2 separate regions of the Homo sapiens genome follow, and region 2 is linked to region 1. Evidence: chromatin loops called from intact Hi-C (ENCODE). Cell type or tissue: IMR-90. All regions are shown on one strand. Each heading gives the region's core, and the rest is flanking DNA. Links, peaks and the distances in the headings are about the cores only.

Region 1 (5,392 bases), core at 248-5,247:
TGCCTGATTCTTAATGAAGACTCAATAAATGATGCCTTACCACTACTACCAACTCATGCTACCCTGCACATACCATAGAATTTAAATGAATTCAAGTGAGAAAGTGATCCTGTAGGCTTTTGGTAATCTGCAAGGCACCAAAACAGTACAAGGGGAAAAATTCCTGGTAATAACTGCATTCATGATTTTCGAAGAAAATGAGAAAAAAATAGTAGATATGTATAAAAGCATTTTGAATATCTGACTCCTGTAAAGGGTTATAAATTGCTTAGCAGGGTTAAAAAATACATTCTCTTTGGGGAAACCTTACATTAGACATGCTGTGAAATTAAGACTTTTAGTGACATAAGAAAAACTTAAAAGTAGCTATAGAACATAGGTTTATTACATGTTGATAGACGTTCTAGAATGTACATTTTGAGACAATTCACAGTAATTATTCCTTATGTTTTCTTATTCATTATCTTAGAATTAAGAGACTATTTTTGAATTTGAAAGCTATGTAAAAAAGAGTGAGGTTCCCATTGTTTTTCATGTACCCTAATTATTCCAGAGAAAGTCAGCCAGGGGCTAAGAATATTTCATAAAAATAACCAGAAATCAGTTTGTTCTTATCTCTGCCCCCACTTGCCTAGTGGGACGTTGGTTTCCTCCAAAGGGTCCTGAAAGTCCCTGCAGCAGATCTCAAACGTGCTCTCCACTCCCCTGCCAAACCTGCTTTTAGCCTTTTTCCTCTCATGCTCTGATCTGCTGTGGAGATTTCTTCCAGCCCTGCCCTGCCACTGCCTGATGGAGTGGTTGCTGTAGAAGGCTGTTATGCCTGTCCAAAGGCTGCTGGCACTGACCTCATGTGTCCTGTAATGTCACCACAGAACCTGCTGCTGCTAATGTCCCCTTGATGGCCCAGGGAGATTATAAACAAACAAAGCTATATTTACTAACTTGTTTACTGCAGCTCTCTTTCTCCATCATTTAGACTCCAGTCTTCAGAGGTTAGGGAAAAATCTGAGAGAGAATCGCATCCTCTTCTCAGGGTCCTTCCCCCCACCCCTCTAAGCCTGGGCCCCTGTCCTTGAATCACACCCGGCCCGCCTTTTCCCCTGGGCCCTAGTATTCTTCAGACTTGTCCTGACAGCCTAAATCCCAAGGTGAACGCAATTTGGAACTATTCTTAGACCCCTGCTGCTCTATTAATAAAGCCCCAGTTGGCAATTAATTTTAAAAATCAAGCGGATCTGTTTATTTGGAAAACAACCCACCTTACAAAGAAGTTGACAGAGTTTCTAATTCCAATAGATCCTTATAATTCCCTATCAGGAAGGCTCCCAAACAGTGCACCCTGGATTGATTTTACATGAGATGCATCTCACCATGGGTTCTGGAGTCTACCTGGATTTGAATCTTATCTCTGCCATTGATTTACCTGTGCAACCTGGGAAAGGTGCTTAAGTTCTATGGAATTTATTTGTTTATAAAATAGGGATTAAGAAACCTTCTTTTCTATTTTTTAATGTCTGAAAACCATTGTTTTATAGATTTTCTCAGTTTTAAATACAGTAGACTTTATTTTTGAGAACAGTTTTAGATTTTCAGAAAAGTCGAGGAGGTAGTATAAAGTTCCCACATACCCCATACCATTTTCTCTTTTATCAATATCTTACATTAGGATGGTACATTTGTCATAATTAATGAATCAATATTGACACATTATTATTAAGTAAAGTCCATAGTTAATTTTATTTCTTTAGTTTTCCCCTAATGTCCCTTTTCTTCTTTAGGAGCCTATCCAAGATGCCGCATCACATTTAGTTGTGATGTCTCTCTAGGGTCCTCTTGGCTGTGGCAGTGTTTTGGACTTTCCTAGGTTCTGATAACCTTGACATTTCTCTTCTTCTTCTTCTTCTTTTTTTAAAATATCTTCTTTGTAGGTTGGTTGTGAGCACTAATTGCTATATTTGAAACGTTTAATAGAGAATATGGCCCATAATGAGACCTTAAAATAACTTGAAAGAAGACAAAGACCATTTTAACCTATAATAATGAGGGAGGGCTTTATTTTTGTGAATTCAAAGGAAGGACAGAAAATGGGATGGATACCTCAAGTGTACTTTAAAATGTAAAATTTTGGCTTTTAATTAATATTTGTCACAAGCAATTCATTTTCCTAGTACAAAGAATGTGAGGAGGATATTACTAGTTGAGGTGGGACAAATTAGCTAGCTGCTGTACCTTTAACCTGGGAGGTACCCATCTTAGGGTTGACAGGTGCAGCAGATAAAAATACAGGACACCAAATGAGATTTACATTTCAGGGAAACAACAAATAATCTGTTAAGATAAATATTTCTGAAATGTTGCATGGGCGTCCTGTATTTCATTTGGCAACTCTAATCCTTCTTTCTCGCCTTGGGAGATTCTGGCACCATGTGACTTTCTGCTCTGGACATTTTACCAGATGTCTTGATGATTGACTGTGTCTCCCATGTCCACGTCAAAAGATCAGTAACAGTTACCCGGATTCATATATCATGACAAAGAAAAGCAAAACCTTCTAAAACTAAACTCTGGAGTGTGGGTTATGAGCCTGCTCTGTTTAATAGATGAGGAGATACTGGCTGGAGGGCTTTTACCAGGCTCAAACCTTGAGCATCATCATAATTCTTAGTGCTTAAAAGGGCAGCTCAGAATATTCAGCACCTGCCTTTGTGGCTGAAACCAGCCCCAGGAAACACTTGATAAATAGTCATAGTTATTAATATTTGCCCCTATATCACCTAGTTCCACTGATCACCTGTAGCCATCTGTTCTAGTTCTGCTGTGTGAGAAGCTTTGATGGAAATGCCCATTAATCACAGCATCACAGCTGGCCTTTTGAGGATTGATGGCAATTAGTTGACAATATTTATTTGAGAAGCTGTATTACTTTGTGATTATATTACAGAACCATGAGTAAATCATGCTCCTCCCTACCCCTTTTCATTAATAATAAGAGCCACAGAGACATGCAGAAATTGCCACCATGTCTTAATTATCTCTCTAGGAAGCTACTTTTCCTGGACAGCAGGAACATGTTGGGAGGGGGCTGGGCAACCTTAGTCCTGGAAATTGCTCCTAATATTTCCTAGGAACATGACAGTTTGGAGCTTCCTTGGGGCCTTTAAGTGGCCACCTGCCTTCCCATAGTAATAGTAGATCCTAAGTGGGCAAGCTAGAATAATTAATAATAATTCTTAGGGGTGGGGTTATGGAGATATTGGCCAAAAGACAAGAGAAATAAGTTTAAGAGGTCTATTGTACAACTGTACAATAAATGTGATTATAGTTAATAACCTGTATTGTGCACTTAAAAATTTCTAACACAGTAAATATTGTTTTCATCACAAAATAAGTATGTAATACGTTATAATTAACATATTACAACATAATCAATTAGCTCATTATAATCAAGCTAATGCTTGATTTAGCCAGTTCAAAATATATACATTAATCAAAACATGATGTTATATACCATAAATAGATATAATCTCCATTGGTCAATTAGAAGATAAGTACTTCGAACACCTCACTGATGGAAGTTTGCAAAAGTCAATAATAAAAATTTGCACTTGTAGGGGTCCTTGCATGACTCCTTCATGCATTTTATCCCTTTGTGGCTTCATAGCAATTGCTGTAATCCCCATTGCACAGATGAGCTAAAGTGTGAGGATTTCCTGAAGATAATTAAACTTTTAGGATTGGAGTTTAGACCACCTGACTATGAAACCAGGCCACATTCTCTCTGATGTCCCTGACTTAGTTTTGTGTCCACTTTCTAGGGAGAGAAGTTTGTTTCTTCAGCACTTGAAGAACAATTTTATGATCTCAGAAGAAGGTGTCATTCCTATTTGGCCTGATATTTAGGTTAAGGCATTATGGAAATCAGCAGATATTACAAATTATCTACTCCCTGAAGCCAGTTTTTAAACAACTACCAGCACACCATTGCTAACCCACAAAACAGGGCTTATCTCTGCTCTCAGTCTATATAGTTATTATTTTCTAAAAGAACTCTTTGCTAAATTTGCACTGTTCAATATGGGAGCAACAGGCACATACGTCCATTGAACACTTGAAACATGGCTAGTCCAGATCGAGATGTGCTGTAAGTGTAAAAAACACACTGGATTTTCAAAGACTTAATACAAAAAATGCAAAATAGTTCATTAATAATTTTTAAAATGTTAATTACACGTTGAGGTAATATTTTGGATATACTTAAATAAAATAGAGTGTTAAGGCTAAGTTCATGGTTTATTTGTTTTTTTTCTTACTGTGGCTTCCAGAAAATGTTAAATTATATACATGGCTCACATTATATAGCTACTGGATAACAGTGGTTAGGCTATAAGCTTCCTGATGACAGAAACCATGTTTCCTCAGTAACTAGCACCCCATGTCTGCTACATAGTAGGTACTCAATAAATATGTGTTGACTAAATGTATGGAAAGGGGTGGAGGAAAGAAGGTGGCTATATAGGCACCTTATATGGGGCCTTATAACCCATTGAAAAGTATAACTGTTAGATTTGGAAATGTATATATAGAACTCATACATGCAGACCAAGTTTTCTGCCAGAGGTGTAACACCATCTGTGGTCTCCTTTTAGAGGGCTCCCTGCTTCTGTAAGAAAAGATTTAGTGACTGAAAACTTAGCACCTTAAGAGGGCATCTGCCCCTGCCCGTGCTCCAACAATCCCCACTGGATAGCCTTGTGCACACACACACACACACACACACACCCCAGCAGCTGCTTCTTTCTTGGTGAGTAGTAACTCCAGGTTCTACCTGACTTCCTTTTTCTTGTTGGCCTCCCTCCAGGATCCTCTCTCTTTGCCCAGCTCCCATAGGTTTGGTAATGTATTAGCATGGTCTTCTGGGATTTTGAATTAGTTAATTCCCAAGGCAGTACTGCCCCCTTAGTTGCTCCCTCAGCTTCAAATATTTCAGCTCTCAAATAAGGGAAGGGTACTGTTTGACACCTAGACCAAGCTTTGTAGGTAAAGACCATTGGCTTAAGGCGGCATCCAGGGATACTACTCAGAAAGAGGAACAAGGACAGCATACCTTCTCCATTGTCAAATGGCATTTATGCATGGAAATGCTTCCCTCCTATGGAATTGAATCTGTCTCCCAGAAACTTCCACCCATTAGACTATCTTCCTTTTCTTCCTACTCAACCTCTCATCATTTAATAAAAGTAGTCAATATTTATAGAAACATTTCCATGAGCCATTGGCTCTCTTAAGACTCTTATATCACTAATCTTATTTAATCCTCACAACAACCTTATGAGGTTGTTAGTATTATTAATTCCATTATAAGGATGAAAGAATTGAAGTTTAGAGAAGTTAA
Region 2 (5,392 bases), core at 211-5,210, 210 kb before region 1:
AAAACAAACAAACAAACAAACAAAACCCCTACTTTAAAGAAAAGTATATCTATTTAACCAAAAACAGAATAGAAGATCCACATAATACTCCCTATCAATGAGGATTCCTAACCTCATCTTAACTTCTCTTCTAATTGTAATACTATTTTCCATGTGACAGTGGTGGACTGATTACTGTATTTGCTACCTCAATTTTGTTAAACATGCTTATTTAAAAGAAAGATGTATAACTCAATAAAGAATATAATTATTTCTTTTATTCAACTGATTTTGCTCTCTCCATTTTATTTCCACTTAATGAATTTGCCTGACAATCTTGATGCACATGTGGAAATTTTGCCTTTATAGATCAAAAGCTATCTCAAGTATTGGACTATAGGTTTTTTTGTTTACTTTATTTATTTTTACAATTTCTACCTATCTACTGTGATTCAGGTACTATCATCTGGTCCCTGACTGACATAATTCACTCTTAAATATGGCTTTTAAGATTATGAGTTAGATAAAAATGTTCAGCATCATGTCTTGAACCTAGTATATTTTCAATAAATATTTGATGAATGAATACACAAATGAATGGTGTAATACTTGTTTCATATGGAAGACATGTTTGCTTTCCTACTGAGAATATGTGTATTTTCCCATCCTTTATTTATTTATTTAAATTTTTTTGAAACGGAGTATTCTGTTTCATCACAAACACAAAGATCTGAAACCCCATTTTTGAGCCATCTCTGTATATAATAAGAATCCAGCCTGCATCTGTCAGTGATAGAGAGTACAGTAAACTAAGATGTCCCTGAAGAGGCCATAGTGTTGACAAAATTCAACATGATGGTGGAGTCTACACAAACACAGGAAACAAAACTCGGCCCTTCCACACAGCTGTCCTTGCAATGACTTCGTTTTAAGTCAACGTCTCTTCATGCTGTGCATATTCCCCAATGTCTGCTTGATGAAGTACCACAATCGCCATGGGGTCTACTTTTCTGCAGTCTTGTGTAGATTTTGCTGCCACCCCAAAACCCAAAGGGATGTCTGCCATGGAGTACACCACCACTCCCCTGGTACTGAGAACTATTTTCGGTGATTCGACCCAGACTATATTTCAACACATGGTTTCCATAGAGGAAGGACTGCTCTGCACCACGCTTTATCCACACTTTATACTCGGCATAAGGTGCAAGGTAATTCAGGGCTGTGACGTGAACCGAAACTTGTGGGTCTTAGTGACTTTTCCGAAGCAGGTCCCCAGTGACACCAGCTTGTCCCCGGAGATATTGGCATCCAGCTTCACAATCTTCTCACTCACATAGTCCACCCGGTCGTTGTGCAGCCAGAAACAGTAGGTGCGGTCAGGCCGGTCCAGCAGCAGCTGAAGATTCTCCCTGATGTACTTCACAATCTTCTCAAACATGACATGGGTCTCCTCTTCAGTCAAAGGCCGCATTTTCCTGCTGGGTTGGAACACCAGATCCTCGTGTCTCAGTCTTATTTATTTATTTTTAAGAGATGGAATTTCTCCCTGTTGTCCAAGCTGGAGTATAGTAGTGTGATCATAGCCTACTGCACCCTCGAACTCCTGGACTCAAGTGATCCTCCTGCCTCAGGCTCTCGAGTAGCTGGGACTACAGGCACACACCCATACTTTTAATCAATGTGTATTATATTTGAATTGTGTTTCTTGTAAATAGCATAGAGTTGAGTCACGGTTTTTAAAAATCCATTTTGACAATTTCTTTTTTAAAAAAAAATCTCACTTTTTTGAGGTCCGACATATAAAAGAAGTTTTTACATATAACTTGTATATATAAAATGTATACTGCTTGATGAGCTTAGGGAAAATTCCTATTTTTAAATTAGTATGTTTGGATCATTTACATTCATGTTATGATTGATATGTATGGATTTAGATTAATGGTACTACAAAATTTGGCTGCTGTTATTTACTTTTCAGAGTCTTCAAATACTTGTTCTTGCCTTCTGTCCAGGGTTTGTAATTATATTCAGTGTGAGAAAAGGTGTGAAGCATGCTTACTCCTTCTTACGTGAAACTGGAACTCTGGGGATAATTATTGTTAGAGCTCCCCTTAAATCTAGGGATCAGAGTCCAAGTTTTTTAATCTTACATGAACATTTTTTTTTATCAAATCACAATCTCAAATTTGCTTTTAAAAGCTATTTTCCTCCAGCAATTAAAACAGTGCTCTCCAAAACTCCCAGGATGGGCTGCTCAGAAAACTCTTCCCAGTACACTGCTATGGTTTCAGGAGTTCCCCATAGTTCGGAGTTGCTTGAGGTGAGCATTCATGATGTTGTAGACTTTTCTAACCAGACCAAACCAAATCACTAGATGGCTAGTGTCACCAAATTATTGTATCTATTTATTTTTTTTCAACCAATGTTTTTAAAGCATTTATTATGGGTCAGGCTCTGTTCTAAGTATTGGGGATGTAGTAGTGAACAAGAAAAGGCCCTTGCTCTAGTGGGTGAGGGGGAAGAGATAAAGACAATAAATATATAGAAATATGACTGAATCAGACAGTTTAAGTTAGTGCTAAGTGATATGAAGAAATAAAATCAGGGTAATGGGCTAGAAAGTAATGGGGATGAGAAGGACAGAGTAGCCGCTTTACTCACTTGGTCAGAGAAAGCCTCTCTAGAAGGTGACATTTGAGTTGAGGCCTGAATCTTGATAATAAAAGAATCTGGTGAAGAAATGGGTGGCAGAAGGTTTCAGGAAAAGAGAAATAAAATTGCAAAGACTTGAACTACTTTTTGTTCTACCTTTCCTTCTGCATTTCTGACCACAGAATTTAAATCTGCATGAGGAAAAGTGTTTTTTTCCCCCAACAGCTGGGAACCTTAATTGAAACTCGAAGTGTGTAAACTAAACATACGAACCTCAAACCATGTAAGCTACCCCAGAATTAGACTGATATAACTCACTCCCCAATATTTTTTTCTTCAGATCAGTGATACCCAAATTCTGGCCCAATATTAAGGGAATTTGGACAGAGTTTTAGCTAGGTATAATGTTTTGAAGGAGGGAGTCAGATCATCAGATTGTTGATAAGAAATCCAGATGCACTATTCCATTCTTTCACAGAAGACACCAAAACATATTATTTGCATTTAAATCACATTTTTAAACTGCCATGAAAGCAAGCATGCAAAGACCACCTGTGGACTGTAGATGGCAGACTATACCCACAAACTAGTGGTTGAACCCTCTGAGCAACCTCAGAAACATTTGGGAAAGACTATGGGCCCCAGCTTCTTGTGTCACAATGATTATACCATGCAAAAGATCTATAACAAGGATATTTACAAATGTTGGAACAGTGGGAAGGTTCTGTATACTGATACCACTGAAGTTACCCCCTCATGGTAACGAGACATTTGAGAGGCCCTGCTCTGAGAAATACTGTTTTAGTGACTAAAACATCCCAGACTCAGCCCTATAGGATGAAAGCTAACATGTAAGTAGTACTTACAGATACTGACAATTGTCTGTGATTAAGACTGTTGAGAGAAAGCGGGTGGAGTGGGGGGTCTTTGGAGTTCTTAGTACTTTCTAGATTGAAAAACAGTATCTGGTGCACTCAAGCAGTATAGTAAGAAAAGGCGGTAAAACTTCCAAAAATGGCATCTTTATAAATTGCATGATTTTGTGACATCAGCCATTTGCTAGCCTAGGGATTCTGTTTGGTTTGGTCTTAGAAAAGTCTACTGCATGATTCTATTTTTATGACTGCCTCGAAAAGACAAAATTATAAAGATGGAGAACAGATTAGTGGTTGTCAGGAGTTATGGGCAGGGGGAGGTGGTGACCAAAAAGAAATAGCACAAGGGATATTTTGGGGGGTGATGGAACTGTTTTACATCCTGATTATGGTGGTAGATAACAGGAATCTACACGTGTTAAAATTTAGAGAATGTACACTCATACACACACACAAATTTACTCAAAATAAAATTAAAGAGTAATATAAAAGAGATTTTCCTAGTAATAATGACTTTTCCCTTCAAAAAGCCATTGAAGAAAAGCAAGAGGTTGAAGAAAAAATGCTCATGAAGAAAAGGAGCCCAAATTCTCCACTCCCTCAATCACAGTTACCAAATTTTGCTCAGGTCTCTGCCTTATTCCATCAAAAATATAGCTATTGAGTGAGTCTAAGATAAAAGTCTTCCATAGATACATCATTGAATAATATACACTTATGCTTTAAAGAGTAAATGATAGTTGTTCAGCTATGAATTAGTATTCACTTGTATCATATACAGCTGGGACCATGAACTAGGTCTTTCACAAAATGAAAAAATTTTAATTGTAATTCGTCAAAAAATTAAATTAACAAGTTAATTTAATAATAAGCAGTTTAATTAATGGACACATAATGAATATTTAGACCTGTATTCCACCAACCCATTTATCTAACTTTAATCTGTAATTAAATTTCACTAAAATTCATTAAAATTCAAAAGACATGCTCTTTTTAAGCTTCTAGTAGTACATTTTGTATTAAGGTGGTAAAACTAACCAATAAAACAATTTTGAGTTATATATTCCGATCTTATAGCAGTATACTATATTTCCTAAAACTTAAAGATTCACTTTTATTTGTTTCATTTCTTAAAATGGTATGTTCTCTTGCCAATGTGAAGCTCAAGGCAGATTTATTTCTCTTTACCTAAATGCATTCAGGGAGTTTTTAAAACAAATGCAACTTGTCTTGTTCAGAATGAATTAAATTCAGTGTTGGGAATAAGGAACCGGTTTTAGAATCCAGACCAATCACAGAATGGTGGCGTGATCCAGTGGGTCCCTTAGTCTGTTTTCCAACAGCCTATCTCCCAAATGAAAATGTGGGATGTGATTAGCGACATGTGTTTCCTCTCTACTCACAGGAGTTCATAACAAGGTGAATTATACTAATTATAATACTAACTACCACTGCACTAGGTTATTTATATATGTCATCTAACTGGATTGTCACAGACCCTTATGAAATAGATGTTGTAAGTAGATCTGTTAACTACCAGAAATTTGAAATTTTGAAGTTTAATTCCAGCTCTGAATCCTGGATGTCATGACCTTGCAAAGCTCAGGATCCTTACTTCTACTCTGCTCCAAACAAGTCTTCCTTGCTAGAAATGCCTTCACTGTGTCATCTGCTGACCTCTCTGATGATGTCAGCTGTTGGGTCTTAGTTCTTTAAGCTCCTCAGTTGCTACCATTACCCTGTAGACTTTTAATGGTCTAATAGTTGTTCCATCCAAGATGTTATTATTGCTTGAATTCACCTCCAATCACTTTATTTTCACTCCAATTGTGTCCAGAATTGGTGGGTTCTTGGTCTCGCTGACTTCAAGAATGAAGCTGTGGACC

The links. Hi-C counts contacts between places; a loop is a spot of excess contacts. Peaks named below come from ENCODE experiments on the same cell type or tissue, not always from the same donor. Only the 100,000 strongest peaks of a DNase experiment are listed, where the experiment ranks them.
Region 2: a loop joins it to region 1, with 5 times the contacts of the local background. A loop is called at or near these places in 5 of 110 quality-filtered maps.

What each region holds. Positions count from the first base shown.
Region 1 is chr3:132,185,233-132,190,624 of GRCh38, reverse strand. No RefSeq gene overlaps it. Among named protein-coding and RNA genes, the nearest start is that of TRC-GCA6-1, 41 kb to the left of the region's middle. In IMR-90, for the core only: no CTCF peak of the experiment used is centred there; no DNase peak of the experiment used is centred there.
Region 2 is chr3:132,397,311-132,402,702 of GRCh38, reverse strand. It overlaps the pseudogene NIP7P2. Among named protein-coding and RNA genes, the nearest start is that of DNAJC13, 17 kb to the left of the region's middle. In IMR-90, for the core only: a CTCF peak has its summit at 3,192 (motif pointing right); a DNase peak (open chromatin) is centred at 3,222; H3K27me3 peaks cover 242 bases.